3 separate regions of the Homo sapiens genome follow, and regions 1 and 3 are each linked to region 2. Evidence: read pairs that join two places in POLR2A ChIA-PET (ENCODE). Cell type or tissue: PC-9. All regions are shown on one strand. Each heading gives the region's core, and the rest is flanking DNA. Links, peaks and the distances in the headings are about the cores only.

Region 1 (10,912 bases), core at 1,197-9,196, 1.0 Mb after region 2:
TGGCAGGGAGGGGATTTTAAAAATGTAGCTGTCAGAGCCTCATAACAGAGATTCTAATTCATTAGGTCAGGCCTGGCAGCTGCCATATTTGCCATCCAGAAGTGGGTGATTCACACCTGCACAAGCCTGGAGCCCATCCCTGAACAACCAGGCACCTGTAGTCCCAGCTACTAGGGAGAGATAACAGGTGGAGGCTCATTTTCTTGATCCCCTTCTGAAGTTGGCCTCTCAGGGACACCTCGCTGGTGGAGTCTTTTCCCAATTTGTCAAAAGTCATCAGCAAGAATGAAAGCACAGATGACAGTCAAAGCGAATGAATTTTCTAAGGGAAGTGGTTACTGACAGATTTCCTTTCTCAGGGTTGGTGGATTTACTCATCTTGGTCAAAGGCAAGGAAAAGGTGGGTAGCAACATCTATTTGCCAACTTTTATGGCAATATTTAGTATTTAAATTATATGGATAGATTTTGTTAACAATTTTTTAAATTAAAACGGCAATACATGAACGTTAAAATTTTTTAATGCAGATGTGTATAAAGTAAAAAGACTTTCCCCCCAGTTATCCTCTTTTAAACAGCTACTGTTATATTTCTTTCTAGTAATATATTGTGTATATAACAAACATACTTATATAGACATGTCCATATTTTTCTTATACAATTGAGAACATCTTGCACACACACTGTTCTGTATTTTGCCTTTTCCCCTTGGGCCTGATTTTATATCAGCCCAAAATATCTTCTGCATCCCTTTTCACAATTGCAAACCTTAGATGGATATCTACGATTTATCTTGCCACTTCCCAACTAATGTTCTTTTAGGTTGTTTCCAGCTTTCGCTATTACAAACACTACTGCAATAACTAATGTTGCATACATGTCACTTACCACATGTATTTTAGGGCAATATCCAGAAATGGATCTTCTGAGTTAAAGGGTTGGCTTATTTAAAAGTTTGAATAGATATTACCAAACTTCTTTCTAAAGAGATTGTGGTAATCATACTACTACTAACAGAGTCGGAGAGTGCCTGTTTCAAAACATCCTCTTTTGTGCCCACACTTAAGCAATAAGAGTCTCAAACTGGAGTCTGTTGCTATTTTTTTTTTCTTTTGAGACAGAATCTCTTTTGTCACCCAGGCTGGAATGCAGTGGCAATCTCAGCTCACTGCAACCTCTGCCTCCTGCATTCAAGTGATTTTCCTGCCTCAGCTTCCCAAGTGGCTGGGATTACAGGTGTGCACCACCACACCTGGCTAATTTTTTTTTCTGTATTTTTAGTAGAGATAGGGTTTCACCACGTTGGCCAGGCTGGTCACAAACTCCTGATCTCAAGTGATCTGCCCACCTTGGCCTCCCAAAGTGCTGGGATTATAGGTGTGAGCCACAGCACCCAGCCTGGAGTCTGTTTTTATAGGTGCCCCTTGTCCAGGGCTCAAGCTTTGTGAGTATAGGGGAAAGAGCACTGGTCTAAAAATCAGAGCTTCTATGTCCTGGTCATGGCTCTCTAATTCCCTAAAAGACTGAGCAAGTTATTTCCACTCTCTGGTACTCCAGTTTCTCATCTGATGAAAAGAGCTTTGACCTAGAGAAATGCTGAATGATTCCAAATCTGTGGTTCCCATCTGATGTGGCAATTGCCAATCACCACAATGTATAAAAGAAGCTCAATCAATGTCTCATTATGAGCCAACCTCCACGTTTAAGTGCCCTGTGAGATGCCAAAGATGAAGTGTAAGAATTGATCTTTTAAGAAAGATAGCTGGCAAACTTCAAGGAATTGGTGAACCACAAATGACTGCAGATAATCAAGTGTCCAGTTGGATGGCATACACTATAGGGACTGAGATTGTTCATGGGAATGAGGCCTGGGTGTAACCAGAGGATTCACGCAGAAAGATGTCATTTTTCTAAGATTTTACAGATAAGTGGAAATTGACCCAGCAGTGGTGGTAGAAAGGAAGCTGTGGTCACAGTGGGCCACAGAAGTCAGGGCATGGAGGTGTGCAAGTCCAATCAACATGATGAAACAAGGTGCTGGAGTGTGGGAAAGCCTCTTGATATGGTTTGGCTGTGTCCCTACCCAAATCTCAACTTGAATTGTAGCTCCCATAATCCCCACGTGTTGTGGGAGGGACTCACTGGGAGGTTATTGAATCAAGGAGGCAGGTTTTCCCATGCTGTTTGTATGATAGTGAATAAGTCTCACTAGACCTGATGGATTTATAAAGGGCAGTTCCCCTGCACACGTTCTCTTGACTGTCACCATGTAAAATGTGCCGTTCCTCCTCCTTCGCCTTCCGCCATGATTGTGAAGCCTCCTCAGTCATGCAGATGTATGAGTCCATTAAACCTCTTTTTCTTTATAAATTACCCAGTCTCAGGCATTTCTTCATAGCTGTATGAAAATGGACTAAAACAACCCACACCAAATATGGTCGTGCCTTATCACTTGTTTGCCCAATTGCTGAGAAACAACAGTGAACTCCTAATCTCCACCACCAACGTTCCTTCTACAACATTTCCTGTCTCAGGTGATGCCAACTCCATTCTTTGAATTTGGTTAGACCTTCAGACAATTTTTGGCTGCTCTTATTCATAACCCATGCCAGTCCATCTCCAAATCCTATTGAAACCAGCTTCAAATATATCCATAATCCAAGTTTTCTCTCCACCTTCACTGCTCCCACCTTGGTCCATGCTACAGTGGTCTCTCAGCTGGATTGCTGGGACTACCTCTTACCTGGTCTTCTATCTCACCCATGACACCCTGTATGCTATTCTCAGCATACCAGTAGAGTAACCTGTTTGAGATAAAAGTCCAATAATGTCACTCCTCCTATAGCCTCACATGCCACCCAGAGTGAAAGTCGGTCTTCATAATGACATACAAGATCCTATGGGTCATGACCTGACCCTGACCCCCACCCAAACATTAGATCCTTCCATTCTTTCCCCCTCACTCTTCCCTGTCTCTCCAACCCTATTAGCCTCCTTGTTGCTCCAGACACGCTCCAGCCTCAGAATTACGGCATTAGCCATTCCCTCCACAGGGAAAACTCTTTCCCAAGATATCAGCAAGCTCACACCCTGGCTGTCTTCTCAATGAATTGTACCATGAAAACCCTATTTAAAATGGCAATCTGCTTTCGCCTCCCCTCCATTCTCAATTCCCCATAATGCTCTGCTTTCTCTCATAGCACTTACTTTGCTATATAATTAAATGATTTTCTTACATTTATTGTTCATTGCCGGTCTTCCGCTTTCCACCAGGATTTTTGCCTGATTGTTGCACTGCCTGGCTCCACGTTTGTTGAATGAAAGAGTAAATGAATCATGGAATATTCTGATGGCGGGCTATGGAGACAGAGTGAGTTGGACAGTCACCACTAAATAGATATTTTCCCTCATCCTGTTTTCATGTTCTCTGCCCAGGAAACTGGTGTGTTCTAGTCTGAGTCTCTGTTGAATGCCAACTGATCCCGTAGGGATTAAGAGGGATACACATGCAGAGCAGTCACATCCAGGGCTTTGCTTTCCGGCTGCCCCTACTCGTTGTGTAAACCACCCTCCCTGGACCTCAGTTTTCTTATCTGCAAATTGGGGGCAATGATGCAAACTTCCCAGAGAAGATTAAACAAGATAACGGTTCAAAAGCATTTTAGCAGGATGCCTGCCATTTTATAAGCGCTTAATAGGTCTTAACAAATTATTAGTATTTAAGGGAGGCTTTATATCTTCCTCTAGAATGTGCATCCCGGAGGGGGTACTCCGAGTCAGATGAAGCTTCTTGCTTTAAGGGCACTCATGGTGTAACTGGATGGGGGTGGCCTGGCAGCCACACCTTTGGGACCATGACACCCCCCTTCCACTGTCTTCACATCGAACCAGCTGATCTTGCCTAGTCCTCATTTCCTATCCCATGTGATGACTTTTGCCAGTGACGCGGAAAAAGCCAGTTTAGGTCTTAGGGAAAATAAATAAAATTTTAAAAAGCTAGTCTAAGCCCAGCTCTTGCTTTTTTGTTTTGTTTTTTAAAACCAGCTCGGAGCGGGCTGGAGCAGGGGAGGAGGTGGGGCCGGGGAGCGCGCCCCGAGCCCGCCAGCTCGCTGGGGCAAGTGCAAGCCGGGTGCCTGCCGAGGGCGGCGGCCCCGCGGATTGGCCTCGCGCGTATGGGGCGACATCAGGCGGCGGGCGGGCCCGGGCGGGGCTGGCCTCTGGCCTGGGGCGCCACTGCTCTGCTGGGTGCGTCCTGCCCCTGCCCGAGTTCCCTTTTTCTCCAGGTGTGATTAGGCAAGCTTGCGAGCACCCAGCTGCTGGCTGCCAAGTGGGTGACTCACTCTGCCAGGTGGGTGGGGTGAGAAAGTGAATTTGGAAAGAATGAGAAAGGTTTCCTGACGCAGAGATGGCCACTTTCAAAGGAGCTTCCGCTTCCCCTCCATACAAAGGGCCATGTATTGACCCATCTGCTAAGTACCGGGCACTGTGTGGCGTGCTTATGCGCTCTGGCTCATTGCACCCTCTCAGCAAGCCCGACAGTAGAGGCTGCTTTAAATTCCTACTTTATAGGTAAGGAGAAGGGGGGCGCAGAGAGATAAGAACTGTCCCCTTGCTGCAGTCAGGCTTCCAGCCTCAGCCCCTTGCCTTGAAAAGGACTGAACCAATCCCATCCTCTTTTTTCTTTTTTTAAAGGAATGTAAGTTGCCATGAATAAGCATCTTCTTATTTATCCCAGATTTTCTTGGGGACTTAAAACTAATATTTCGCATTATAGGTGGTGACAAGGAGCCCACACAGACCTCAACTTCCACCAGCCTGAAAATGATGCTCCCAATTCTGCCCTTCAAACCTGTTTGTCTTGGATTTCTTATTTGTTTTTATTTTATTTCATTATTTTATTTAATGTTTTGAGACAAAGGTCACTCTGTTGCCCAGGCTGGAATGCAGGGGCGCCATTATAGCTCACTGTAGCCTCTATCACCCCAGCTCAAGTGATCCTTCTACCTCAGCCTCCTGAGGAGCTGGGTCTATAGGTGCATGCCACCACACCTGGCTAATTTTTTAATTATTTGTAGAGATGAAGTCTCATTACGTTGCCCAGGCTGATCTTGAACTCCTGAGCTCAAGCAATCCTCCTGCCTGGGCCTTCTAATGTGCTGGGATTACAGGCATGAGCCACGGCGCTTGGCCTTGAATTTCTAATGTCACTGAATCACTGAATCAGAAATTTAGAAAGGGGTCCAAACTGCCCACTGCCTCTGGACTGTTCTCCTGGCAGCCTAGGAAGTGTAGGCTCTTCCTGCCTGTAGCTCCAACCAGGCCAGGCCAGCCTAGTCCCCTCCAGATTGTTCTGGATATAGGAGGTGACCCTGCATCTTGACTGCCTGCCTCAGAGGTCTCAAAAATTTTGCCCTCAGGACCCCTTTATGATCTGAAAAATTATTGAGAACTCCAAAAAGCTTCTGTTTCTGTGAGTTATGGCTGTTAATAGTTACTGTATTAGAAATTAAAACTGAGAAAATAAAAAACCATTATTTTAAAACAATAGTAAACCCATGACATGTTCACAGAAACAGTTTTATAAAAAATAACTGTATTTTCCAAAACCAAACATAACTAGAATAGTGACATTGGTTCACATTTTTGCAAATCTCTTTAGTGTCTGCTTTAATGAAAGCCAGCTGGCTTTTTCTGCTTCTGCATCCAATCTGTCATGATACCACTGTAGCTTCTGGAAAACTCCACTAGTGGCCCTGGAGGGAGAGAGCGTGAAAGAGGCAAATAATATCTTAGTATATTAGGACAATAGTTGTGACTTTAGAAACCCCTGTAAGGGTCTGAGACTTTTGGGAAGTCTCCAGACCAAGTCTTGGACTGCTTGATTTTCATTTCCAATTCATATTCTGCCAAACATTACTGCTTTGTGCTCACTCATCTAAATAAAGCTTGTAAGGGTCCTGGACATCAAACAGTAAAATAGGTAACTCCCTAAACCAAATAAAATGGAGCCATTTGAAAAATATTTTCTTCTTATTTCAATTCAGTATCTTCCTAACTACAATAAAATCAGAAAATTGTGAATACCTATGAGCTTGTATACCCAAAGACACTCATCAGTACCAATGTGAGTATATGAAACTGACAATATACCAGGGCAAGAGAGTCCCTGCCTATGGTAGGCAGAAAAATTCCCCTGCCTCCAAGATGCTCACATCTGAATTTCTGGAACCTGTGAATATGTTGCCTTACACAGCAAAAGGGAATTAGTAGTTATGTCAACATTAAGAATCTTAAAATGGAGTGAGCATCCTGGGTTATCCAGGTGGGCCCAGTAATAGTCATGTTTATCATTAAAAGAAAGGAGACCCTTTCTCACCTGTGGTCAGAGGGAAATATGACTATGGAAGGAAGGGTGGTCAGAGAGATGCAATGATGCTGGCTTTGGGGATTCAAGAAGGAACCACAAGCCAAGGAATGTGAATGCCCTCTAGAAGATGCATCAGGCGAATTAGTGGATTGTTCCCTGGAGCCTCCAGAAAGGAATGCACCTTGCCAACACCTTGATTTTAGCCCCGTGAGAACTTGTTGGCCTTCTGACTTCCAGAACTGTAAGATAATACATTTCTGTTGTTTTAAGCCATTACGTTTGAGTTAATTTGTTACATCAGCCATAGGAAACTAACACACTGCTTCTGCCTTCTCTTTCCTCCACTAGAATTTGGGGTGTCCCAGGCTGTGCAGGGCAGGCCAACAGAGAAGTCCAGGGGGGCTAACGGAAATGAGGAGTTCAAGTATACAGCCTCTCTAATCAATGAGCTGAGACCCCTGTCTATTGTCCTTAAACAAGGCTACATCAAGGTCTGGGTATCCCCAGACGATACCCATTACCCTATACCTAGGAAGAGGAAAGTGTACATTGACACGTCGGAAGCTCTTGCTCAAAACCTGTTTGGAGAGTGCTGGCTTGCTTTCTTATGAAGTGTATTAGTCTGTTCTCCTATGGCTATAAAGAAATACCTGAGACTGGGTAATTTATAAATAAAAGATGTTTAATTGACTCACAGTTCCTCAGGCTGTACAGGAAACATGATGCTGGCATCTGTGTGGCTTCTGGGGAGACCTCAGGAAACTTACAATTATGGCAGAAGATAAAGAGTGAGCAGGCATGTCACAAGACCAGAGCAGGAGCAAAAGAGTGAGGGAGGAGGTGACACACTTTTAAACAACCAGATCTCACAAGCACTCACTCACTATCTCGAGGACAATACCAAGGCGGTGGTGCTAAGTCATTCATAAGAAATCCGCCCCATCATCCAATCACCTCCCACCAGGCCCCACCTCCAACACTGGGGATTACATTTCAATATGAGATTTGGGCAGAGACCCTCGATGTCTTAAGTGAAATAAGAGAATAATGATTGTGTTATATTGTGGACAGACATGTTCTGCCTGGGGAAAGAAATAACAGGACAATCCACTTTCTTCCTGATTGTCACCACATGAAATAGTTACCTGGTTGATCCCACAGAGCTTGGCCATGGACCATACACAAAATATGACTTCCTGATAGCTCGGGGCCCAGGACTTTTCCAAACTTCCAAGAACACCACTCTCAGTGGAAGGCTCGAAGCAGTGCAGGTAAGAGTTGAACATTACTTGGCAATGTATTTGATGGGCAAGAAAGGCACGCTAGGTGTCTGCTTAGGTATCCTGAAATTTCTGAAGTTTATTTTTTAATTTAAAAAAAATTTTTTTTTAGAGAGGGTGTCACTAGGTCACCTAGGCTGGAACACAGTGGCATGATCTTCGCTCACTGCAGCCTCAGCGTGACCTCAGGTGATCCTCTCGTCTTAGCCTCCCAAGTAGCTGGAACTACAGGCATAGGCCACCACACCCAGCTAATTTTTTGTGATTTTTGTATATACAGGATTTTGCCATGTTGCCAAGGCTGGTCTCAAACTTCTGCACTCAAGCATTCTACCTGACTCAGCCTCCTAAAGTGAGTTTCTAAAGCTTTACAATGAAAAAAAAAATCAAAGTCCTGGCTTGCCAAGTGAGGGGAGCCATCTCTACTTTGATGGACACTGAGACATCAGAGAGGTAGCACCTCCCCACCCGGAGGTCCCAGTCAAGGAGACCTGCCTGTCACAATGAAGCCTAAGAAATAAAAATTAAATTCTAAGCCCCCACAACTGACTGAATGAACCATCTCTTGGGCAAGGAGACCCCAACCTTGAAAACTGAGTTCTCAGGTATGACAGTATAGGAGGTTGAACACACCACCTTATACCTCCTTCCTCATAAGCCACCATGAGCCTTTCTTCCCTAAGGGCTAAACAGAAACCAGCCCTTTCAAAAGACCTCACCACTACTGTCAACTAACTGCCTGATGCTGCTCCTCCTTTTTTGCCTAATAAGAGACTACTGACCAGGGAGTGGTTCCAACCAGTCTAATGGGAGAATGCCTATTAAGGGTTTGTGTGTCCTCTGCTTCACCTTTGGGCATCAGATGGCCCAAAACTCCACCCTCAGATCATGCTAACACTGCCATTTTTTTGTGCATGGGACTCCAGAAGTGGCATGAAGTTCAATCGTGTATATTTCTCCTTTTGTAAATATTCATGACTCCTCCTATAGCTTATAGAATATATATATTCAGCTACCATGCTCAGCATAAATTCCTGTTCCCCTTGCCTCTCCCCTAAGGTTTTTGTTGTTGGCTTTTGGCCAGACTCTGCTTCCTAGCCTATCAGAATGGTCACCCTGCAGGCGGCAGTGGTTTATGAGAAATAAAGCTCTCCTTTCCAGATTTATGAACCTTCACATTCTTCAGTTGACAGGCCATATGGACTCTATCACCACCTCTGACTGGCAGGTTCAGACCTACCCCAAGATGCCTTGGGACTTGGCTTGCATGTCTCGTTCAGCATAAGGTCCTCTGCTCCTCGGGTACCTGGTCTGAAGACCCTCTGGGTACAGCTTCCGCAGAGCAAAAAGTGCCTCTGCCATCGGACCATGCTTTCACATCTTACCTGCCTTCTCTGCAACTTCAGTGCCCCTGCCCTCAGCAGAGGGGACAAAACAAGCAGAGTCAGTTCATCATCTGAGAACATGCTCCATTCTGGAACCTTTTCTTAAATATCTCATCTGTGTCAGGTGCTGTGTTCAGGCTTAGGGAAACACAGGTGAATAAAACACCATCTCCAACACAGACTCACAGGATTGTAAGATTAACAAGGGACCCCAGCAGTCAATCTGCAATTCACTAAACTTTAAGGAGCACTTACTAAGATCCAGGCATTAGGTATATGGAGGTAAAGCAGACATTTCTATGCCCTTCAGGAGCTCACAGCTAAATCAATGCATGCAGGGAACTGTGGCAGCTGTAAAAAAGGCAGAAGAGCAGTTGGGGACTCAGAAGGAAGTGACTGCCCAAACACCTGGAGGGACAGGAGGCACAAAGTTATCCCAAAGGGCATGCAATGATGATGTTAGATGAATTAACACCCATCAGATTAGGGGAGAAATTTATTATACACAACATAGATATTAGTCTCAGGAAATGAGCTCCCTCATCCACTCTTGGTAGGAACATAAACAAGGGGGAGATTTGACACAAACCTCCAAAATGAAGGCTGCATGATCTCTTGATCCAGCAGTCCACCCAAGAGGAGCTTATTCCATTGATTTACTCTTAAAAGTCTGCCCAGATAAACATGCGATGATGTTCACTGTACCCTTGTATGTGATAGTAAAAATATAGAAAGTGATCCAAGTTTTCATCCACAGGGGCCAAATTAAAAGAAGTAGGTACTTCTCTGTGCTTGAAGGCTCTGCAGCTCATACAGAGTGAGACAGATTTGTATGTCGATGTGGAAAGATAACCAAGATATATTGTTAAGTGGACAAAGCAAGATACAAAACTCTGTAAAAATTACAATCCCATTTCCCAACATGATTTTCATGGTGGGGGACAGGGGAGTGTCTATGCTACTCTATGCATATAAATTAAGTGGGGAGGGGGCAGGGGAAGATTTCTAAGAAACTGTTAGCAGTGGTTCCCTGTGTGGAGAGCCATGGGAAAGAGGAAAACTGCTTCCATTTTCATGTTGTATCTTTTGCTCTGCTGGAATTGTCGAACCATGAATTGTGCTTCCCAGTATTTCCTATCCTGAAGTCGTCGGGATGTAATTGTATTCAGAGATGTGGCCTTTCAAGAATTCATTTGTTAAAATGAGGCATTAGGATGGGCCTTAATCCAATGTGACTGATGGCTTTCTAAGAAGGGGAGATTGGGACACTGATAAACACAGTAGGATGACATGGGAGGACCCAGGAAAAGATGGCCATCCACAAGCCAAGAAGAGGAGCAGAAGAGCAGTTTCAGAGGCTGGATGACTCGACCTCTCCCGAGGAAGGATGTGCTCTGTCCAAGCTCAAGTTCCCAAGGAGCTCTGGTCCTCGGTGAAGATGCTTTTACCACAAACTCTCGTTGGCCACAAGCCACCAGGGGTGCGAACACAATTTTGTATGTGTTAGAGATGACACATTGAGTGAACAAAACATTGAGTGTCTCTTTGCTTCTTTCCCTAGAGACTGTTGGGTGTTGTTTAGGTTTCACAGGAAGGACAAGGAGGAATCGGAAACTATGACAACTTCAAATAAATTAAACCAACACTTGGCAAGGAATAAAAGTTATAGTTGTGCAGTTCCGCACCCTAATAAGTCAAGGAGCCTATAGTTTCAAAGGATCCTGAGATATCTGTGAGATAAATAAGTTGAAAAGCAGGTTAACTGTTTCCTCTCACAGGGAAAGAGATTTAGCAAGCTAACCCCTTTGTGACCGTGCCTTGTGGGATTTTTACAGCTTGAGCATTTTCAGCAACCCAGAAGTTAGGGTGACCACTTTATTC
Region 2 (10,912 bases), core at 1,112-9,111:
TTCTTCCACACGATAACATTAACCTAACTTACCCATTCAGCCATAGGCAGACTGTCTTCATCTCTAAATGATGCACTCCCCCACATAAAATAAAGGCAGACACTTTTATTCTTTAGTCCAAAGTACTTAGCATTATGAAGAGACAGCTGCTGCAGACAAATCTTGGGTCTTTGGAACCTTAATACTTTGAAATTTATTCCTCTTCACCACCTGGAGGCTCATGAGTCCATTTGTGGACTCTCCCACCTAATGCTGCCTTGCAAGTTAATGAGCAGTTGGTACATAGACATGCAAGTTATAACTCTTCTATAACTGCCTACATCCATATTGCAGTTGAAAGGGCAGAAAATTAACCACTAGAAGTGTCTCAGTGCCCTCTATCTCCTCTCACCTTTATTCATTACTTCAACGAACATGTACTGCATGCCAGATTCCACACTGTTTTCTAGAATAGAATCAAGAGGTACAGTGAGGAATAAGATTTGGTTTTCTTTCCCACCTGGGGCTCATAAATGGGCTTTACAAGTTCTATATGTCCTTCTGAAATGACATTCAAAATGCTGCGTGTGTGTGTGTGTGTGTGTGTGTGTGTGTGTGTGTGTGTGTGTCTGCCTCCAGAAAGAGGTTTATAATTTTCATCAGATTTAGAATCCAAAAGAGCTAGGGATCAATGGGAACCTAAAGTCAGCTTTGACACTTCCCTTTCTGTCATCCCAGATGACATACAAACGAATCACCAAGGATTGCCAGGTTTGTTTTTCATTTTCCCCTAAATTGCTCTAGATCTATCTCCCACTGTCCATCCCCCACCTTAGTTCAAGCTACCCTCATTTCATTAGTTAACAGCCCTGCCTCCTACATGGCATCTCTGCCATCCTCCAATCTATTCTCCATACTGAAGTCAGAGCATATTTTCAGCTCTCTAATCTGATCATTTCGACCTCTTGCTTAAAACCTTTCAATGGCTTCCCACTGCTCTGAGCATAAATGCCAAGCTATAAACATTCCCATGAGCATTTGCAATCACGACACATTGTTCTCTACTATTCTCTTCGCTCTGTGAACTCCAGCCTCGTGCAACTTCATTTTCATCTTTAAATTCTCTTTCCACTCTCCTGCCATGGGGCTTGAGCACATTCTGCAATCTCTACCTGAAAGGCTTCTTCTCCTCTCCCTTCACCAAATTATATTGTAATAATCACTTCTACCACCCACTTCCCCTGACCTCCCTGACTAGGCTAAACGAGCTATTGTAAAACCTCCTAGCTCCATGAACTTCATACTCTTTGTCCAAGTTAGAATTGTGCAAACTTTATATGATCCATTGATTAATATTTACCCTTCAGCAAACCTGACTATGCATCATTGTATCCTAGGGCTTACAGAAACACTGGATACATAGAAGGCAAATGCTTGATTAATACTCAGTGAATGAACAAATGAATAACTGAGTGGATGAATAAAGAAGTAATGTAGCAGATGCTAAAAATAAAAGAAAGCACTGAGCATTGCCACAGCACAAAAAAAGGGACACATATCTTTAGGAGGTCATAAGGGCACGGATTGTACCTCCTATATCTTTAGTGTGTCCAGAGGTTATGATGCATGCATATATGCAATGTACATTGACTGAAAATATTAAATAGCAACTAAATCTGCCTGGATGAGTGACAGGAGGCTTCAAGAAGACTTAGCATTTGACATCAGTCATAAAGGAAAACTAAAACTATGCAGATCAGGCCAGGCATGGTGGCTCACACCTGTAATCCCAGCACTTTGGGAGGCCGAGATGGGTGGATCACCTGAGGTCGGGAGTTCGAGACCAGTCTGACCAACATGGAGAAACCCCGTTTCTACTAAAAATACAAAATTAGCCAGGCATGGTGTTGCATGCCTGTAATCCCAGCTACTCAGTACGGCTGAGGCAGGAGAATTGCTTGAACCTGGGAAGCGGAGGTTGCGGTGAGCCGAGATCACACCATTGCACTCCAGCCTGCGCAAGAGGAGAGAAATTCGGTCTTAAAAATAATAATAATAATAATAATACAAAATTAGCCCAGCATGGTGGGGCATGCCTGTAATCCCAACTACAAGGGAGGCTGAAGCAGGAGAATCTCTTGAACTCCGGGAGACAGAGGTTGCAGTAAGCCGAGATCGCGCCATTGCACTCCAGCCTGGGCAGCAAGAGCAAAACTCCGGCTCAAAAACAAACAAACAAAAAAAGTATTTAGATCAAAGGGAGAAAGAGGCAGGCAAGTGGCATTTCAGACAGAAGAAAAGGCAGGTACAAAGGCATGAAGCCACAGAAAAGGAGGAAAAGTTCTTTGCAGAAAAAAGAGATTAGGTGAAGTAAACATGGAGATACACTTCCTAGATCCTCCTTCTGAGAGGGAAAAATTTTGTTTTCCCAGATGCTGGAAACATTCGCAGAGAAACATCTCCAGCGGTCAGCTCCTCAGGGGTGGCCTGGGCTGCAGAGAGCCATCTTACCCAAGGTCACACCATCCCAGAAGCAGCCCCCTCCCCACCACTGCTCAGACATTTGGGTCCACTGAGGGAAAATCTTAGCAGCAATTTTTCTCCAGAGCTCCCACTGGGGTAGGCAGAGGCCACCATTGGTACTGCATTACCATAGTTTATCTCTTCCCTCCATCCTTCCCCTCACAGGTGTTGATCTCACCTGAACACTAAACTCTGCACTTGAGTCTGCTTCTCAGAGAACCAGACTGCAAGCCTGGGTTATGCCATGAGTGGGTTTATGCAGAGGAATCAACTAGAAAGGTAGTTAAGAGAAGGATGGTGAGGGTTCTGCAATGCTGGGCCAATAGGTATGAGCTTACGCAGTTGGCAGTGAGAGACTGGGGGCCTTGTAATCGGAGGGTGCTGAGTTTAGGGTCTTTTATTGGAAAGACTTCTCTGGCTTCTGTGCAATGACTACATTAGAAGGAGGCAGAGAGGCGTGCTAAAAGGCCATTGGGTTAGTACAGGGAGGAGAAATGTGAGTTCCAAGATGGAGAAATAACCGATCATGGAGAGGAGGGGTGGTGTTGAGCAATTTAGGAGGAAAAATCAAAAGCCCCTCATGACACATTGACTATAGGGACAGAGTAAGGATGAATGGATAATGACACAGAAAGAGTGTGCTAATTCATTCCTAGGTGTGGCAGGGAGATTACTCCTAATTTAAAATTGCAACTTGCAAGAGGAGTTCTTTCTCCCAAGGCCTTTTCCAAGGCACTCCAGGTAGCAGAGAATTCAAATGGTAGCTAGAATTCTCCTTTAGCTTGAAATACATAATAAACCAGCAATGTCTTCTACAAAAAGCATCATTAACAAAGTTTGTGTTTGTTCATCAGTTAAGATCTTGGGGCTTTTTGCCTGATATCATTAATCGTCACGCTTGCTAAAGAACATTCTTCTATCAAACAGACGGGGATTCAAATAAAAGGAGCAAACATATGAATATGCAAGAAGGAAGGCCAAATTATTAATGCAGAATGAAGAAGAATCTGGCAGGAATATCCTTCATTCGACAAGTATTTATTGAGCGTCCTCTACATGCTAACCATTATGCCAGGGGCTGGGAATACAATGACGAGCAAAATGCTGCAGATTTCATGCCAGGAAGCAAGCACACATCTGAAGGAATTTTACATAAATACATAATGTGTTGCTGGTTCCAGCATGCCCCTCTTCATCGGTTTAGTTCAAATGTACTCCTATAACTCTTACTTTTGCACTGAAATTTCCTTCTGTTTTTTTTTCTCATTCATTGTGGCATAATAGAAAGAGTAGACAGGCATACCAATTGCCTTACTAATCATATGACCTTGAGTAAATTACACATCCTTCCAATGGGGCCAATTATACCAATCTCCGAGGGTATGCTTGAAAATACATTAAGATACTGTGTACCACAGCCAGTTAGCTATACAACATATCATATAAGCCTTTATGTGAATTCAACTATACCAAATTGGGATGGGAATGAGGGTAAGTGAGAAATAATAATTTAAATATATGACAAGGGCTGACTATATAATTTGTAGGGACCAGAGGAAAGTAAAATTGAGAGACTCCCTATTCAAAAATTAAGAATTTCAAGACAGTGATAGCAGAGCATTGGGCCAAGCACAGGGTTCTTCTGAGTGTGAGGCCCTTTACAATGGCACAGAATGCACAACCATGAGGTCGGCCCTGGACTTTCTTACTCCCCTGCATATCTAACATGGTGAATAAGTTCTATGATCAATATGATCTTAATTCTAAAATATATGTCTTGTTTACTTGGTTTTTGTTCACTTTGGCCGCTAACCAGAAGCGACCTTATTTTCATGGGCATAAAACCATATATGCAATCATTTGGCTTAAGGGATTTTCAAGGGTAGTTGTATTAGTCCATTTTCATGCTGCTGATAAACACATACCTGAAACTGGGAACGAAAAGAGGTTTAAGTGGACTTGCAGTTCGACGTGGCTGTGTAGGCCTCAGAGTCATGGTGGGAGGCGAAAGGCACTTCTAACATGGCAGAGGCAAGAGACAAATGAGGAAGAAGCAAAAGCAGAAACCCTTGATAAACCCATCAGACCTTGTGAGACTTACTCACTATCACGAGAACAGCACAGGAAAGACCAGCACAGGAAAGACCGGCCCCCATGATTCAATTACCTCCCCATGGGTTCCTCCCACAATATGTGGGAATTCTGAGAGATACAATTCAAGTTGAGATTTGGATGAGACACAGCCAAACCATATCAGTCGTTTTTACTCTATTTTCCCATTACACACTGGTTTCCTAAAGCCTGCAGGAGGTGAAAGCTCACCATAGCTGTCATTTCTGCTGAGCCTTTGACAGTAGGAGTCAACCTTGTGCCCAAGTCTGGATCACATGCTTTGCAGTGAGAACTTCATTCAAGCCACACAGCAAGCCTGCAGGATAAATAATACCATCCTCATTCTCTAGAGGAGGGAGAAACAGAGCCTCAGAGCAGGGAAGCAATTTGCTTAAAGTTACCCAGAAAATAAGTGGCAGATTTGGGATTCAAATACGGGTCTTTGGAGCACACTGTCCACATTCATTCACTGATATCTTAATAAATGGTTGTTCCTTCCAACTCTCTTCTGCAAATCTTGCCCTAACCTTTTGAAATGAAGAATTGTTTGGCAAATTAGGAACCTGATTTTCTGCATCCTGGTAGCAGAGAATGGCTTGCCAATTCAGTTCAGGCACGTAATGCTGGAGGCAGAGCAACAGAAGAGCCTGAAAGTCTGACCTGTGCTTCTAGAGCTCTGATTGCCACATGATGAAAACTCAGGGCTGACATCACCAGTCTCCAGCCTCCCAAACATGAGCCCATGTGGAGAGAATGTTATAAAGAGGAAAAAAATAAAGGTCATGTTAGAGTGAATGATAGGTATAATTAATGTTACTGACAATGAAAAGCTTAGGTGCTGAGAGAAAAATGAGTCAGCAGTGAGCTTGATGTTGAAACTACATGCTGCCTTGTTGCTCAAATACTTACCTATTAGGAAAAAAGAGCAATTTCCTGATCAATGCACACAAAATTCTGGGTTGAGAACACTAAGTGAAAAGTGGGAAAAAAGCCACTTGTGTGTTTTATTTCCAGCATGTGCACAGCCACATTTATGCATAATTTTGGGTTTGTCATTCCCCTTTATGAGTTTTTGTGATCTCAGTGTTTTAGCATGAAGGCCTTTCATAATCTGATCGTATCTTCCCTTTCTATGATCGTCCTCCCTAGTCTCTTCTCTAAATATCCAAATATTACTTCGTCATTCCAGAAGCAGCTCTACCTAGACATGAAGCCTTCCCTGGTCTCCAAATCAGAAATGCAGGCCATGAATGGGCATGAGCTGTTTGTTGAATGATGAGAAATTCAGTTTATTCCCTGATTTTAACTGGGAATGGCCTCATTCACCTCTCCACCTGGCAGGCATCTCCTCTCCATATTGACTCAATCACCTCTTTCTCCAGGTGTCCTCAGCACTTACTTCATACATCTATTATTGAGCTCAACAAGATGCACTGTACGACATATCTTTCCATTCCCCTAATAATATCTGATGTATCACTGAATTAATACATGGGGGTGTCTTCCCCATTAAACCATGGGATTTGTGAGAGTAACATCTTTATATTGCTCATCGTTGCAGCTCCCTCTGTGCTTGGCATAATATTTTGAACAAAATATGTGCTCAATAAATATTAACTAGATGTATTTACATCCATCAGGATTGCTTTTAATGATTACAGATCTGGCTTTTGGTGCCTCTTGTAAACAGAGGCAGTCTGATTATTTGATAACACAAAGATCTTACCAGACTGCAGGAGGGGTGTGAGGGAAAATATGTTCTGGACTGACACAGATGCTGCTGAATTAATAATTAAAAATTGCGTGCGATGTATAAATGATAGAACATCAAATTAGAAAGGACAACACAATGGTCTGTTTCCTGTTGAAAAAGAATTATCTGGTCCACTAATGAAGTAGAGCCATTAGTCTTGGCCATAGGAAATTAATAGCTACCTTCTTGTAGTGACTTGCCATGTGCCAAGTGTTTGCTGAGCCCTTTAGAATATTATCACATTAAATCCTTCCAACAGCCCTATGAAGAAGGTAGTACTTGTATCATCCCTTCCATATTCCTTTTTGGAGAGCAAGCTTGGGAGAAGTATGATAACTTGCCTAAAATTGCAGAGCCATGAAAGAACTGGATTCAAATCCAGGTATGTTGCTTCCAAAGTCCATGTTCTAAACTAGTCTGCTCTGTAGGTAAAATAAGGATGTCAGGTGATGTTTTTCAGCTCAGTTATAAGTGGAATCATCTATTCCATAGACTCCAGTCTCCTCATTCTACAAATGATAAAACTGAGACTCAGAACAATAAAGGAATGTAGGATCTTAGAATCTCATGGCTGAAATGAACATTAAAATTCATCTAGTCAAATATTCCTACATCCACCTGCTGACAATGTCTAACAACTTTGTTGAGATATAATTCACACATCATACAACTCACCCAATTTAAGTTACAATTCAGTAGTTTTTAATATATCCACAGTTATATGTTGATTACCACAATTTAATTTTAGAACATTTTATCACCCCCAAAAGAAATCTCATATCCATTAGCTGTGCTCCACATCCCAGCCCCAACCCCAGCCTTAAACAACCATGAATCTGTCTCCATGGATTTGCCTATTCCAAATATTTCATAGAAATTGAACTATACAATATGTGGTCTCCTGTGCTTGTCTTCTTTCACTTAGCATAACATATGCTTTTGAATATCTTGAAGTCACCTGAATACACAGCAGCAAATTTTTGGCAGCAACAATGAGTGGCTGGTGGGTGGGGAACATTTCCTCCAAATAATCTTCATTAGCCCCACCCCAATAGCTACCCCAAAATAAAAATAAAATTTAAATTAAGAGAGTATGTTTGATATTTGTTATGGTTTGAATTGTGTTTCCCCCTAATATTCATATGTTGAAGTTCTAACCCCAGTATCTCAGAATGTGAGCTCATTTGGAAACACAGGCTTTACAGAGGTAATGAAGTTAAAATGAAGTCATTAGAGTGGGCTTATATGATGGGTGTCCCCAGACACACGGGGAGAATGCCATATGAAGACTGGGTTTTGCCACCACAAGCCAAGGAACTATCAGATGTTAGGAAAGAGGCCCAGAACAGATCCTTCTCTCAGATGAAACGAACCCTGCCAACAGCTTGATTTTGGACTTCTGGCCTCCAGAACTATGAGAGAACCCATTTCTATTGTTCAGGCAACTCAGTTTGGGGTATTTTGTTGTAGCAGCCCTAGCAAACTAATACAACATTTAAACACAGCTTCTGCACAAATTTCCTAGTCATCGTCTCTGACAAGTACAATGCTACTCTGAGGCTCCTCGTCAGGCAAAATCTGAAAGTCAACATTTGTTTAAAATCAAATCCATGAGATTTTCACCTAAGCCTGGACTTCTTTCAGAGCTCCCTATTTCAGGCAATGGCAACACTAGCCAAACAAATATGCAAGCCAGAATTCTAGAGTCATCATTGACTTCTCTTCTCTTTTATGCCTACTTTCTCACAACACACACACACACACACACACACACACACACACACACACACATTTTAGGTCAAGAGTATTTCACAAGAGAATTCTATCAAGCCTATGAAGACAAATCAACCAAATATCTTTTAGAATGTTCCAGATCATTAAAACCTAAACCTCGACATTCCTTCATGAAGCCAGCAAAATGTTAGAATCTGAAAAAAACAAACAAACAAAAAGAAAAAAATGGAAACGTAATAAAGGATCTCTATACAAACCGTAGCTAAGACACAAGGCTGCATAATCTATGGGTGTTTAAAAGAATAATATAGCATGACCAAATACAAATTGATTCAGGAATTTAAGCCTACTTCCTTTTACTCTACTGGTCCACAATGTTATCATATGAGAAAATTAGAAATGGCCGACATGATTTGCCTGTTAAAACACCGAATTGCACTTTACTCTATAACCTAATCTACTCTCGATATTTCTAAATATTTTTTCATTGTTTTCCAGGAATCTTTAAAAGTCCTTTGGCACCAGACACCATGTTTTCCCCCTTTTTAAATACACTAATGGTTTTGCCAAACCTTAATCTATTGAAATGTCGTCTGCACAGAGTCTCTTGCCAATATAGATGCAGAAAACATACTCACTGCCAACATCTAATGGAGGCGACCTATTATGTAATAATCAAAGACAACCTTTCCCACCTAAGAATTTGAATTTGAAAGCCAAAAATCCATTTCCTGGAAAAAAAATTTGAAAAATTGTGTTAGGCCTAAAATTCAACCCAACTCAATGTACTGCTATGATTATCTATTGCTATGTAACAAAACTACCCAAAACAAAACAATTTATTTTTGTCCTAGGGGTTGACTGGACTCCACTGGTAGGTTCTTCTGTTGGGTCTGTCATGTGGTTGTAGTTGGTTGGCCATTGAGCTGACTTAAAGGCTTCCCTGAACTATGGCCCCAAGATGGCTCATGCACATGGCTGGCAGTTGCTATGGGCTGTTGGCTGGCAACACAACAGGGGTCATTGACCAGGGTGCCTGTTGCAACTTCGGGCATTCAAGGCTGTCAGGCAGGTCAACTCAGGACTGCAACAGGCACAGCAGCCAACAGCCGGCTGAGATGGCCCCATTGTTATCTCCATTACATCCCCTATACACAAAGTTACATCATTGGAAGCCCTTTAAACTCATGGAAGGATCCTATGACATTTAGAAGTCTTGTTCTTTGTGCGGTGTGAAGACCTCTAGAACTACATTCTAACATCCTTGGAGGCTAGTTAAGTACTTGACTTTCAGTTGGTCAAGCCTGAGTTCCCAACTGAGTAGTTTTTGTCAACTTTCTAAAGCTCTTCTATAAAATGGAGACATCACCTCACAAAGTTGTGGTGAGGTTAAAGAAGGATAAAATGTGTGAGGTACTTTGTACACTACCTGGTATATAATGATAGGTTAATGAGTGGTATTATTAATATTACCATTAATATCATCATCGTTTTGCAGGGAAAAGAAAGGCTACATTTGGAAGAAAAGAGATTATTTTTATATTTTGAGAATGGATACACTAAAATATCATATTATGTCCCTCTTTTATGTTGCCAAGAGTTCTATTTTCAGATAAAAGGTCAAATGACACTATTCAGCTTACATAGTTTCATTTTTTCTTGTCTGAATATATTTCTTATTCTATATGTAGTAAAAAAATATTATAAAAAGGGGAAGGTGTGTGTGTGTGTGTGCGTGTGTGTGTCTACACTCTGGGGATACTTAGATGACATAAGACTCTTGTCTGTCTTTGAAATTTCACTCATCCTTGAGGCCTTCTTTGCCTGTTAATTTCCTGGTGCAAACTTCCCCTCCCAAACCTCCCTACAGGTGTCTCTTTCCTTGATGTCCCACAGTATGGTTTCACCTCTGAGCTTGAGTTGTGTTAGGGGAACTGGGCATGTGTTCTTGTCCCCAGTGTGCCATATGCTACTTGAAAGCAAAGACTGACCACCCCCCACCATGTCTCTCTTCACCCTGATTCACTCACTAGCTCTAGTACGTGCCAAATAGTTTTCTGTTGAATTGAGTGTGGTCCAACTCCCTCATTTTATAGTTGAAGGAACTCAAATCCAGACAGGTCTGTGACTTGTCTACGGTCACAGAGTCAAGCCAGAACTAGAATCTCAGCTTCTTCCTCCCTAGTAAGTGCCTTTGTGCTCTACCAGCCAATGCTGTGGCCTGCTGGGACATGTGGGGCAGGTCGACAGTGGGACTCAAGGAACCAGGTATGCTTGTCTGCCCATGGGATTACAGACAGGTTCTCTGAAGACACTTTATAATTGCCTTCCTATCATAATCCCTAACTACTGGTGTGGCCCCATGGGGAACAGCATGGCCTACATCGAGGAGAGCGTTTTACAGCTAGAAATGGCCTGACAACAGACATTGGAGATTGCACAGCAGAAAGGCACTGGGCCCTGAGTTAAGCAGGTCTGGATTTGAATGCTATTTCTTCTGCTTCTAGCTGGTTGATCTTGTGGAAATTACTTCTCTTTTCTAAGTCTCAGTTTTCTCATCTGTTAAGTGGGAGTTAAAACATCCACTTGGAAGGCACAAAATAAGTTACCAGCACAGAAAACTGTTATGTATTAATATTTTTGACAATGACACTGTGTTCTGATTGTCCATAAATTCAAGTTTGTTGTTACACCAAATATCTATTCACAATTTCATTTCCTATTCTCTGCCCCTGTATATAAGGCTCACAGGCCTTAGCTCTTTGCTTCCTGCTTGCATAAGTCCTTTTACTGGAGTTCTTAAGGAACCAA
Region 3 (10,912 bases), core at 1,156-9,155, 59 kb before region 2:
TTCTCCTAAAATCCAGTAGAGTGGAGCAGTTTAGGGCAGAGGTTTGGGATCAGAACAACCAGGGTTCAAATCCCAGCTCTACTGCAGCCTGTGTACTGGTGGTCAGTGAACTTACAGTTGAATCTCACTTCCCTCATCTATAAAATGGTAACACTGTATGGAGCAAAAGATAAGTGCACAATGAGTGGTCATGGAAGCAGTGGGGCTGCATTCTGGGCACTCTTTGGACACTACAGAGAACACACTCTTGTTTTCTTCCCCAGAGAGCGCTGGAGAGATTAACCTTGGACCTGTCCAAAGGGTTTGAGTTAGACAAGCCACCCAAAGGCTCAAGTCACTTGAAAATGTAGTTTTTTCCATAACAGAATCAATCAATGTGGAGGCTCCACTGGGGCTCTGATCCTCTGTCCCATGTGTTCTTGAATGTAAAGTGCCTCAATGTCTCCTACCTGGAAGGACCTGCCTCTTCATCCCCAAGTACCATCCTGTATCCTGTCAATGCCTGCCATTGCCTTCCTGGGAATGAGGCCTCCCATTTCAACAGCTTCTTCCTCTCCCAGGCCTTACTGAAGACAGCACTCTCACCTGACCCTCCTATGCCCTGAACCAGGCTAGGGCAGCTATGACCCAGAGAAATTAAAGTTGTGCAATTTGGTTTTGGCCTCCAGCAAGTCTTGCCTGGGCCCCCGGATGAACACAGCATGGCTGCCCTCTGAACCAATACATGTCCCACTTCACTCCACGTCCTGCAGCCTGTGGCCTGATCTGTTTATTCCATTTGCCAGCTAAGTCCCATGGTGTACAGCCAGATGTAGAACTGAAACCACTATAATCGAAGCCCATTTCTACTTGACTGCTGTGTCACCTTGGCAAGGTAACCTTCTCTGTTGCCTATTTTTTTAATCTGCAACACAGGTATAATGTATTTGCTTCATGAGATACTTGTGAGGGTCAAATGAATTAAAGTATGTGAAGTGTTCAGTAATAACAAAGTGTTTGCAACAATGATGATGATGGGTCTGGGAGCTGCTAAGAATTGAGGAAACCTTTCTCCATTTTTTTTTTTTTTTTGAGATGGACTTTTACTCTTGTTTCCCAGGCTGGAGTGCAATGACACTATCTTGGCTCACTGCAACCTCCGCCTCCTGGGTTCAAGCAATTCTCCTGCCTCAGCCTCCCGAGTAGCTGGGATTACAGGCATGTGCCACCACGCTCAGCTAATTTTTTTTTCTTTTTTGTATTTTTAGTAGAGATGGGGTTTCTCCATGTTGGTCAGGCTGGCCTCAAACTCCCAACCTCAGGTGATCCTCCCACCTCAGCCTGCCAAAGTGCTGGAATTACAGGCATGAGCCACCACACCTGGCCTCTCCTTCTTTAAAGTTTTGTAGGCTGCCCAGGGAGCTCCTTGCCTTGTCATGTTTCACACATGCTGGAAACACCCCTCCTGTGACCTCTACCATCTAAGGTCAGGCTAGTGCTCAAGGCAAATTTCTATAAGACAGGCATCTGTGATAAGCTTTCCCACCCCCTGGGAAGACTGGGATATTATAGCAGAAAGAGTGAACCTTCTCTGACCTCCTAATCTTCTAGTAAGAACACCCAGAGAGGGGCAGTGACTAGCCTGAGGTCACACAGCTAACAGGTGACGAAGCCTGGTCCACAATCCGTGGTAATTGACAAGTCCTACCCATGCTATGCCACAAGTCTGTGGTGAAGGGAACCACAAACTTACTAACATTCACTGAGGACCTACTATATGCCAAGCCCAGAAACGGGGGCTTTAAGTTCATGAACCCATCTCATCTTCACAGGAACTCCAGGAAATGGATGTCATTATTCCCATTTTACAAGTGAGAAAATAATTACAAAGGTTGTAAACCCATACTGGCATGTGCTGTGGGCAAGACTCTTTAAAGTGTGTGTGTGTGTGTGTGTGTGTGTGTGTGTGTAGGCATGCTCATTGGTCCTCATAACAACACTCTGAGGAGGTACAACATTGTTCCCATTTTACACATGTGGAAGCTGAGGCACAGAACACTAAGTAGCTTGGCCAAATCACAGAGTTGGTAAGTAGGTCCCAGAGACGATCTTTGCTGAAGTTCCATACCTTGCCCACATAGAACAAGGATTCAAAACCAAGCCCAGATGACCCTGGAAGTCACAGTCTTCCATTACCCACACTCCTTCCTGGCCCCTCCTGGGTGCCTGGCCATATTCCAGGCCCTGTGGAAGGCCAGCGGCTGACGCATCTGGCATTTCTAGGGGCTTCCCTGAGTCGCTGAGCCAAGCAAAGTAGCACTAACAATCCTGCCAGGCTGGGGGCTGCTGAGTGCAACTAGAAGTGCGTGCACTGGGGATTAAGAGAAGAGAGCAAGCCAGGCGTGGCTCACGCCTGTAACCCCAGCACTGTGGGAAGGCCGAGGCAGGTAGATCAGGAGGTCAGGAGTTTGAGACCAGCCTGACCAACATGTGGAAACCCCATCTCTATTAAAAATACAAAAAAACTTAGCCGGGCATGGTGGCACACACATATAATCCCAGCTACTCAGGAAGCGGAGGCAGGAGAATCACTTGAACCCAGGAGGTGGAGGTTGCAGTGAGCCGAGATCACGCCACTGCATTCCAGCCTAGCAGCCTGGATGACAGAGTGAGACTCCATCTCAAAAAAAAAAAAAAAAAAAAAAAAAAGAGAAGAGAGCATGATTTTTTTTTCCTTCTGGCTCCTGACCAAGGCACTGAAATTTGCAGAATAACTGCCAGATGGGTTACTGAATCTCTGAGCATTCCAATTACCAGCCTCTAAAAGCCCAGTTCCCATTCCAAACCCAGAGCAACTCACAGCAAATGTTATCGTCGCTCACACCCAGGTCACTTCAATTTCTGAGCGGGTACACATTCTAATGGTGGGTGCTCTTTCCCCCTTTGCTTACCCTTTCTCTCTCTGTTTTTCATAGAGCTGAGCTCTGTAAAATGAGTGGCTGCTTCCAACCCTGCCCACAGTCCTGAACATCCTCCACTCTGCACAATGGCAAGGAACAATGGTTCTGCTATCAGCAGAGGCCACCGTGCAGATGGCATGGCGATGAAACCTCTGCAGTAGACCCACACGCCTCCCCGCTGCTGGCCAGCTCCCCTGTGTGCCAGCAGCTCTTTTCAAGCACAGCATCTCTTTAGAAAGCAAAGCCCCTCCCAGTCTGCAAGCCCACTCCGTCCTAAGAAAGACTTTCTTCTTCCCTGGTGCCAGGCCCTTCACCTCTACACTTGAGAGACCTCAGATGCAAGTCCCTGGCCTGAAATGAGAAGGAACAAGGCTCCTTTTTATTTATTTTTTCTTGTTTTTTGAGAGAGTCTCACTCTATCACGCAGGTGGGAGTGCAGTGGCACAATCTCGGCCCACTGCAACCTCTGCCTCCCGGGTTCAAGCGATTATCCTCCTCAGCCTCCCAAGTAGCTGGGATTACAGGTGTGTGCCACCATGCCAGGCTAATGTTTGTTTTTTTAGTAGAAACAGAGTTTTGCCATGTTGGCCAGGCTGGTCTCGAACTCCTGGCCCCAAGTAATCTGCCCGCCTCAGCCTCCCAAAGTGCTGGGATTACAAGTGTGAGCCACTGCCCCTGGTCAGTTTTATTTTTAAAAAATAACTCTGGCCGAGGCAGGTGGATCACCCAAGGTCAGGAGTTCGAGACTAGCCTGGCCAACGTGGCAAAACCCTGTCTCTACTAAAAATACAAAAACTAGCTGGGTGTGGTGGCATGTGTCTGTAGTCCCAGCTACTCAAGAGTTTGAGGCAAGAGAATCACTTGAACCTGGGAGATGGCGGTTGCAGTGAGCCAAGATTGCGCCACTGCACTGCAGCCTGGGTGACAGAGCAAGGCTTCATCTCAAAAAAATAAATAAATAAATAAATAAATAAATAAATAAATAAATAAATAAATCTGGGCACATCTACTGCTTGTGCCTAGAACCCTGGATGAAAAAACGTCAATGAAAACATCTCTGTTCTTGCCGTCTTATCTGGCAAAGGAGGAATGACGCAGAGAGGGGATCCATAGAAAGACAAAGACAGCACAAAACAGCCTTACATTTGTCTACAGGGAAACAGAAAAAGCAATGTGAATCAGAAGCTACAATAGGGGTCAAGACAGCATGCAAAATTTAGTGTGGGGCTGCATATCTAGATGGCAGCCTGTTTTATAAATAAAGTTCTATTGGAACACAGTCACTCCTATTCATTTACATATTGTCCATACCTGTTCTTGCCTTACACTGGCAAAGCTATAAGACCATATGCCTTGAAAGCTGAAATAATTTGCTACCTGGCTCTTTACAGAAAAATTTCGCTGACCCCCAAGCCTGCTATATTCCTGGCCCCACTGAGTAATTCATACATTTAATTCTATTGAATCATCACAGCCATTCTTATACTGTGGATATTATTAATTCCTTTGCAGCTGCAGGCTTGGAGAAGTAAAGTCGCTGTTCCCAGGTCACATAAAAGTTAAGAAAAGTATTTGGATTTGACCCAAAAGCACTGACCTTCCTTCACACCTGTGAGCTGGGACTCGTGCTCTACCTGTAAGTGAGAGGATTCCAATGAACAGTGAGGAGTTACAGAAAACTCCTCACATGGCTCAGGTGAAGGCAGAGGGGCAGGAGTGAACACAGCCAATAGCAGAGGGGATGTTAAGAGAGAATGCTAGAATTTCAGAGCTTGATGGAGTCTTTGAGATTAAGCTCAACATACTACAGGAGGATAGACTGGAGACCAGAGAAGCAGAGCAATGGGCCCAAGGTCACACAGGGACAGAGGCCTCATGGTGAGCAAAACACCCTAAGAGACTTTGTAGGGTCTGGGTGCTTCTGGCCATGCCAAGCAGGCCTCCTATCAGTTGCCCTGTGTTCACTCTGGGCTGATCGCAGTCCCAGGGCACACCAAAGTCATGAGTACCATCGGGCTCTTTGAAGTCATAATCGAACCAATTGTGGACTTGCTGTTTGTTTTAACTACATGCCCTCGTGTGACTGCAGTTTTTGTTTGACCAGGTGTAGAGAAAGGGCACAGGACTGGAAACCATCTAACCTAGAATCCTGTTTGTCACTGGCTCCATGTGTGACCTTGGGCAAGTCACTTAAATCCTCTGGTTCCAATCTCCAGCTCTATCATACGGGGAGGGAGGGGTGGGGCTGGGATAAACAACACTTTCCTATCAGTTCAAATATTTAAAATGATAATTAATGAATATTTACAAAAAATTTTGAGCTGACAAGAAAATGTTGTTTATCCCAGGTGATATTCATTAAATAAGATGAATTAATACAGAAATCATTAAGGAACCCAAAAAGAACTCACCAGTTAATTGGCCATTGTGTGTGTGTGTGTGTGTGTGTGTGTGTGTGAGACAGAGTCTCACTCTGTTGCCGAGGCTGTAGTGCAGTGGCACGATCTTGGCTCACTGCAACCTTGGTTCAAGCAATTCTCATGCCTCAGCCTCCCAAGTAGCTGAGACTACAGGCACTCCTCACCATGCTTGGTTAATTTTTGTATTTTTAGTAAAGACAGAGTTTTGCCATATTGTCCAGGCTGGTCTCAAACTGCTGACCTCAGGTGATCCACCCACATTGGCCTCTCAAAGTGCTGGATTACAGGCGTGAGCTACCATGCCCAGCTGGCCATCCTTTTTTTTTAAGTCAGACTTCATCTCACAAAATCAAGAATGAATTACTTGAATTTCTGAGACATAGAGTATCTGTAACTAGAATTCAGGCATTTATTTCACCAAAAATATTCATTGAGTTTAATTTTTGCCTGGATTTCAGCTTTATGCTCAAATTCCTGAATTCTAGTTACAGACAAATGTAAAGATTTGAGCTCACAGCTATGAGTAAAACAGGAGTAACTAGACAGTGCAATGCATTGTGACAAATGCCGTTCACGAGAGGCAGTCAAGAACAGCTATGCCCTGTGGCTTTAGAGCCAGCCAGCCTGGGTTCAAAACCTGACTACACCACTAATTACCTGTGCAGCCTTAGACAAGTTCTGTAACTTCCTTGTGCCAGATGTCCTCATCTGTAAAACAGAGATTAAAATAGTACCTGTCTCAGGGTGGTTGTGGAGGATCAATTGAGCTAATCCTTGTACAGCTCTTAGAAATGTGCCTGCATAAATGAAGCATTCTATGAACAGTGGCTACTATGATGATGATGAAGATTTACATGGTGACAAAGGAGAAAAAAGAAAAGGCACCTACATGATCCAAAGGCACCTGCATGATCCAGGCCTCCAGGGCTCAGGGGATGTAAGCAGCACAGGCTTCTTCTTAAGGGAAGGAGCATCAAAACCGAGGCTCACAGGAGGAGCAGGAGTCAAGTTAAAGGGTGGAGAGTGGGGTTGAGAAAGTTTCCCAGGCATGGGCAGGGGGTGTGCAATAACCCAGAAATAAGGGCAAATGGAAGTTTTGGGGGAAACCACAAAGAATGCTGGCAGGTTAGGCTGGGGAGATAAGCCTTAATTTGATAACCACCCTCTCCCACTTCTACTCTGGAACTAAAGATGTGTAACTCGTCATACAACTTCTCTGCAGAGCTATGTAATAAATTCTGGGGGAATCCCACTCTTGCTTTAGAGGCTGTGTCACACTGGAAATTGGGACTTGAGTTGGCATTTGGTCAAGCAGGAGACTTGCCAGAAGCTGCCAGGGGCAGAAGAACCCAGGCAGAGTGCTGGCTGTATGAAGTGAGGCTCACCCAGGGAAGTCAAGCACTGCTGCAAAAACTGAAAAGGTTGCAGGAGCTAGAGCTGAAAACAAAGCCAAGAGGGCCGAAGGGTAGCCAAGTAAACATGGGAAGAGAATACGGAGAGAGAATAAGAGTGGAAAATAAGCAGCAGTGTTCCAGACAACAGCCTGAAGAAGGCTTGGAATGCCAGCATCCTACTTGCACAAGCCCAATCACAAGGTGTGCAGATAGCCCAGCCTGGTGAACCAGATGGCCAAGAGTCTGGACAGATAAGAAGCACCCCTATGCATTATAGTTTGAGTCATGAGGGGTAGTCTGGGCAGGGGTTAGCAGGGGGACAATCTCTATATAGACCTTTGAGTGTGCTTAAATATTGCCCTCTCTCCATGGGCCTGGGACCATTCCCACCCTCATCACCCCAGGAAGCCCACTGGGGAGGTATTAGAAGAGACATAGCTTTCAACAGCCACAGCTCTAGAGACAGAAAGTCTGCAGTCACCAGAGCCCTCCATCTCATATACAAGTAAGCAGGGACAATAATAGAACTCTTGCAGGGTATTGCATGAACCCACAGAGGCAAAGTGCTTAAAAACAGTGCTTGAAGCATAGTTCTATTGATTCTACTTTATTCATTTAAGAAAATGTACTGAAGCCACTTCTAGGCTCCATGTTGGTTGCTTAGAATACAAAGCTGAGGCCGGGCATGGTGGCTCACACCTATAATTCCAGCACTTTGAGAGACCGAGGTGGGTGGATCACTTGAGGTCAGGAGTTCGAGAGCAGCCTAGCCAACATGGTGAAACCCCGTCTCTACTATAAATACAAAAATTAACTGGGTGTGGTGGCATGCACCTGTAATCCCAGCTACTCAGGAGGCTGAGGCAGGAGAATTGCTTGAACCTGGGAGGAGGAGGTTGCAGTGAGCCGAGATTGAGCCACTGCACTCCAGCCTGGGCATCAAGAGCAAGACTCCATCTCAGGAAAAAAAAAAAAAAAAAAAAGAATACAAAGCAGCTGAATATGGCATGATCCCTGGACTCAAAGTGCCTGTAATCTAGTAAGTCAGTCAGGCAAGCAGGCAGATGAGTACGAAACAGAGTTATAGTGGCTGTTAGAGGGAGAAGCCGGGGATGCAGAGGGAGTCCTTGTGAGACCCAGGAAGGACAAACAGGTAGGGAACAAAAAGATAGATGATGAATACAGAATTACGTATCCTGATCTCTAACACCTCTAAGGGTGGCCCAGGGAGGGAGGAGAAACAAATGACAACAAAAACAAGAACCATGAACATAAGGTGGTGACTCTGCCCTGAGAAGACACGGGCCTGCTCTCTTGCCAAGCCCATTATCCGCTTATTAGAGAAGACACTGTCCTCCATGAAGAAACAGAAAAAGATGCCAATGTCCCGCACTTGGAACAAATATATACATCAAAGAGTTAACAACAAGCTGTGACTGAGTCTCCTTTCCTTCCTGACATTCAGGCTCCTGGGTTTTTATTGTTCCCAATCGATTTATAGATGCAATAAACATAAATACAAGAGGCAATGGATTTGTCCCATGTGAAAAAGGAGGCATCGGTGAGTTTCAAATATATTCAGGGCTTTAATTTCTACTTGAAGTTTCATGTTTTGAAAATTAAATATATTAAGAGTTAGAACAACTATAATTCTTGGTTGCTCCAACACTAAAACATTCAAAGCAAGGGAAAAAAAAACGTCTTTCCCAGAATGTAAACTGAGAATGGAAGTAGTTACCAGAATAATTCAAGGCTCTCTAACATCAGATTTTCTAAGTTTTTCACTTGTTTCTGATAACTGTGACAACTGGGTCTGAATCACATTTTAGGGATCCTTTTTTCCATCTGCTTCCAGAAGGACTTTTGAGCACAAATACATATGTGTTTCTTCAGACTAAAACATCACAGCAGTGTTGGGTTAAACTATTCTTTTAAATTTGATTTTAAAATTATATGTGCTTTTAATAGAAAAATTAGAAAGCACAGAAAATCAAAAATAAGGAAAAATCATAACCTACAATTCCAGTTCCTTGTGGCAACCACAGTTTAACTTTGGGGCATTTCCTTTCTGACATTTTGTTTCAATGCAAATTTCGCTATTTTTCTATTCACTTGCTTTAAGTAGTTAAGACTATGTTTTAGGCCGGGCGTGGTGGCTCACGCCTGTAATCCCAGCACTTTGGGAGGCCAAGGCAGGTGGATCACAAGGTCAGGAGTTCGAGACCAGCCTGGACAATATGGTGAAACACGGTCTCTACTAAAAATACAAAAATTAGCCGGGCGTGGTGGGGGGTGCCTGTAGTCCCAGCTACTTGGGAGGCTGAGGCAGGAGAATCACTTGAACCTGGGAGGCGGAGGTTGCAGTGAGCCAAGATCGTGCCACTGACAGAGTGAGACTTCATCTCAAAAAAAAAAAAAAAAAAAGGAAACAAAAGACTATGCTGTAGGCCCACGTTCATATTTGACTTGCTCACCTAATGATGTGCTATAAGTATTAATACTTTGAGTTGCTATTATTTATCATCCCCACATGTCTGACAGCTTTTCCCAGAAAGGTAATTCAACCTGGCTTTTGAACCAAGGATTGGGAACTGAACCAGCAGGAATGGAAAAGGTAAGGAAAAGTATGCTTTAAGTTTTACTCAGACAGACTGAGCTCTGGGATGAGGATGCTTTGAAGCCTTGAAGATACTGACTCTTCTCCAGCCATCAGGCAGGCTGAACTGGAAAAGGCAGCAGGACTAGCCCCGGGAGCAGTCACATAGGAGGAGCCATAGTGGTTTAGAAAACAAAGCAAAACACTCAGGTCCACAGTTCCTGAGAGCCAGCTGATGTCAGAGCCTCTGAGACCACCTTCAGCTGCTCCCCATTTGGCCAGCCTGACAAGTTAGACTGGTTTATCCTCTACAGTTACTGTATGGAGATGCCAGACACTATCCCCAAACTCATTGCCAGGCACCACCCCCAAACTCACTGCACTAATAGTGAAGGGGACCCTACTTCTAAAATCTGGCAAAGGCTCTCTATTAATTGACCGGGATAGGGGTTGACAAAAGTTTGCTCTCAAGTGAGTAGATAGATAAGGCTCTGTGGGTGTCTTACAGTCTCTGCCATGTGTTCTTCTTTGTGTGGTTTTTTAAATAATCATTTTTTTTTAAATCCTTCTTAGGTCAGGCCACAGGTCAGGGCATATGGACTCCTAGGCAAGAACTTCTTTCCCTTTTTATTAAAAAATAAAATAAAACAGAAATCCTGAGAGTTGTTCTGAAATTGCTGAGACATGCTATGTCAAATCTAGTCCAGTCTTCATTGACATCCTGAGAGTAATCAGTACAGGGAATTAAACACTCCATGGGGGAGCCTCCAGTTCCCCTCAGGAGCCATGAGAGTGCACAGGAGTCCCATTAGGTTCTTCTGGAACTCACAACTCTTTTGAAGTTTAAGAAGATGCCTTCCCAGAATCATAAAAGTCTAACTATTACATTCAGCACATGATTTGTGACAATGATGAACTACAGGAAAAGAATTCCAGGAAGATCCATGGTTTCCTCTATTGTCATATTTACCAGAAGCACAAACACAAGACACATTTCCTTGACTTGGGGAACTTTTGAATTGAGTTATATGGGGAACTTTAACCAAGAGCTAGTGAGTATAAGAGGAGGCTGACTATCCAAACAGACAATGGCCCAGCTCTACATAAACGTAGAACTCTGACCCACAACTGGCAACCTGTCCAGAAAACCAATCCATCATCCACAGTAACAAACCCAGGAAGCCAGCCAGCTGTCTATAATCAGATGTACAGAAGTCAGGTTAGCAGTAACTGGTAATCTCTAGTCATTTGTCCAGGAAGCCAAACAATAACCCCTGTCACAGTAAATCCATGATGGCCAAGATTTTATTAATAACTGCCAGGCTTCCTAATTGTTGTCCCCACTTTCAGCTTAGGACCAACCAGCGAAAATTAAATATTCATCCCTAATTGATCGCATGGGATGCCCTGCTTTGAGTTAGCCCATGTTCAGATTTCCCAGGCCAACAGCCTCCACCCAGGGCACACCTGAGCCCTTCCCTTCTTTCCACTACAAATCCTTCCCACTCCCCTGCCTGCCTTGGAGTCTGGCATGTGATGGTAGCTAACTCCCTTCCTGTAGCA

The links. Peaks named below come from ENCODE experiments on the same cell type or tissue, not always from the same donor. Only the 100,000 strongest peaks of a DNase experiment are listed, where the experiment ranks them.
Region 1: POLR2A ChIA-PET joins it to region 2 with 5 read pairs; 1 of 35 experiments calls an interaction of 5 or more read pairs at or near these places.
Region 3: POLR2A ChIA-PET joins it to region 2 with 7 read pairs; 2 of 35 experiments call an interaction of 5 or more read pairs at or near these places.

What each region holds. Positions count from the first base shown.
Region 1 is chr4:15,901,921-15,912,832 of GRCh38, forward strand. No RefSeq gene overlaps it. Among named protein-coding and RNA genes, the nearest start is that of FGFBP1, 31 kb to the right of the region's middle. RefSeq lists a silencer at 7,672-7,832. In PC-9, for the core only: no CTCF peak of the experiment used is centred there; DNase peaks (open chromatin) are centred at 4,341 and 8,421; H3K4me3 peaks cover 1,095 bases; H3K27ac peaks cover 5,331 bases.
Region 2 is chr4:14,883,632-14,894,543 of GRCh38, forward strand. It overlaps LINC00504 (long intergenic non-protein coding RNA 504), which reads right to left and starts at 4,538. Exons shown (of 7, transcript NR_126435.1): 1 at 4,428-4,538. In PC-9, for the core only: no CTCF peak of the experiment used is centred there; a DNase peak (open chromatin) is centred at 5,350; H3K27ac peaks cover 1,299 bases.
Region 3 is chr4:14,825,042-14,835,953 of GRCh38, forward strand. The region is part of intron 2 of LINC00504 (long intergenic non-protein coding RNA 504); the gene reads right to left. Among named protein-coding and RNA genes, the nearest start is that of LINC00504, 58 kb to the right of the region's middle. In PC-9, for the core only: no CTCF peak of the experiment used is centred there; no DNase peak of the experiment used is centred there.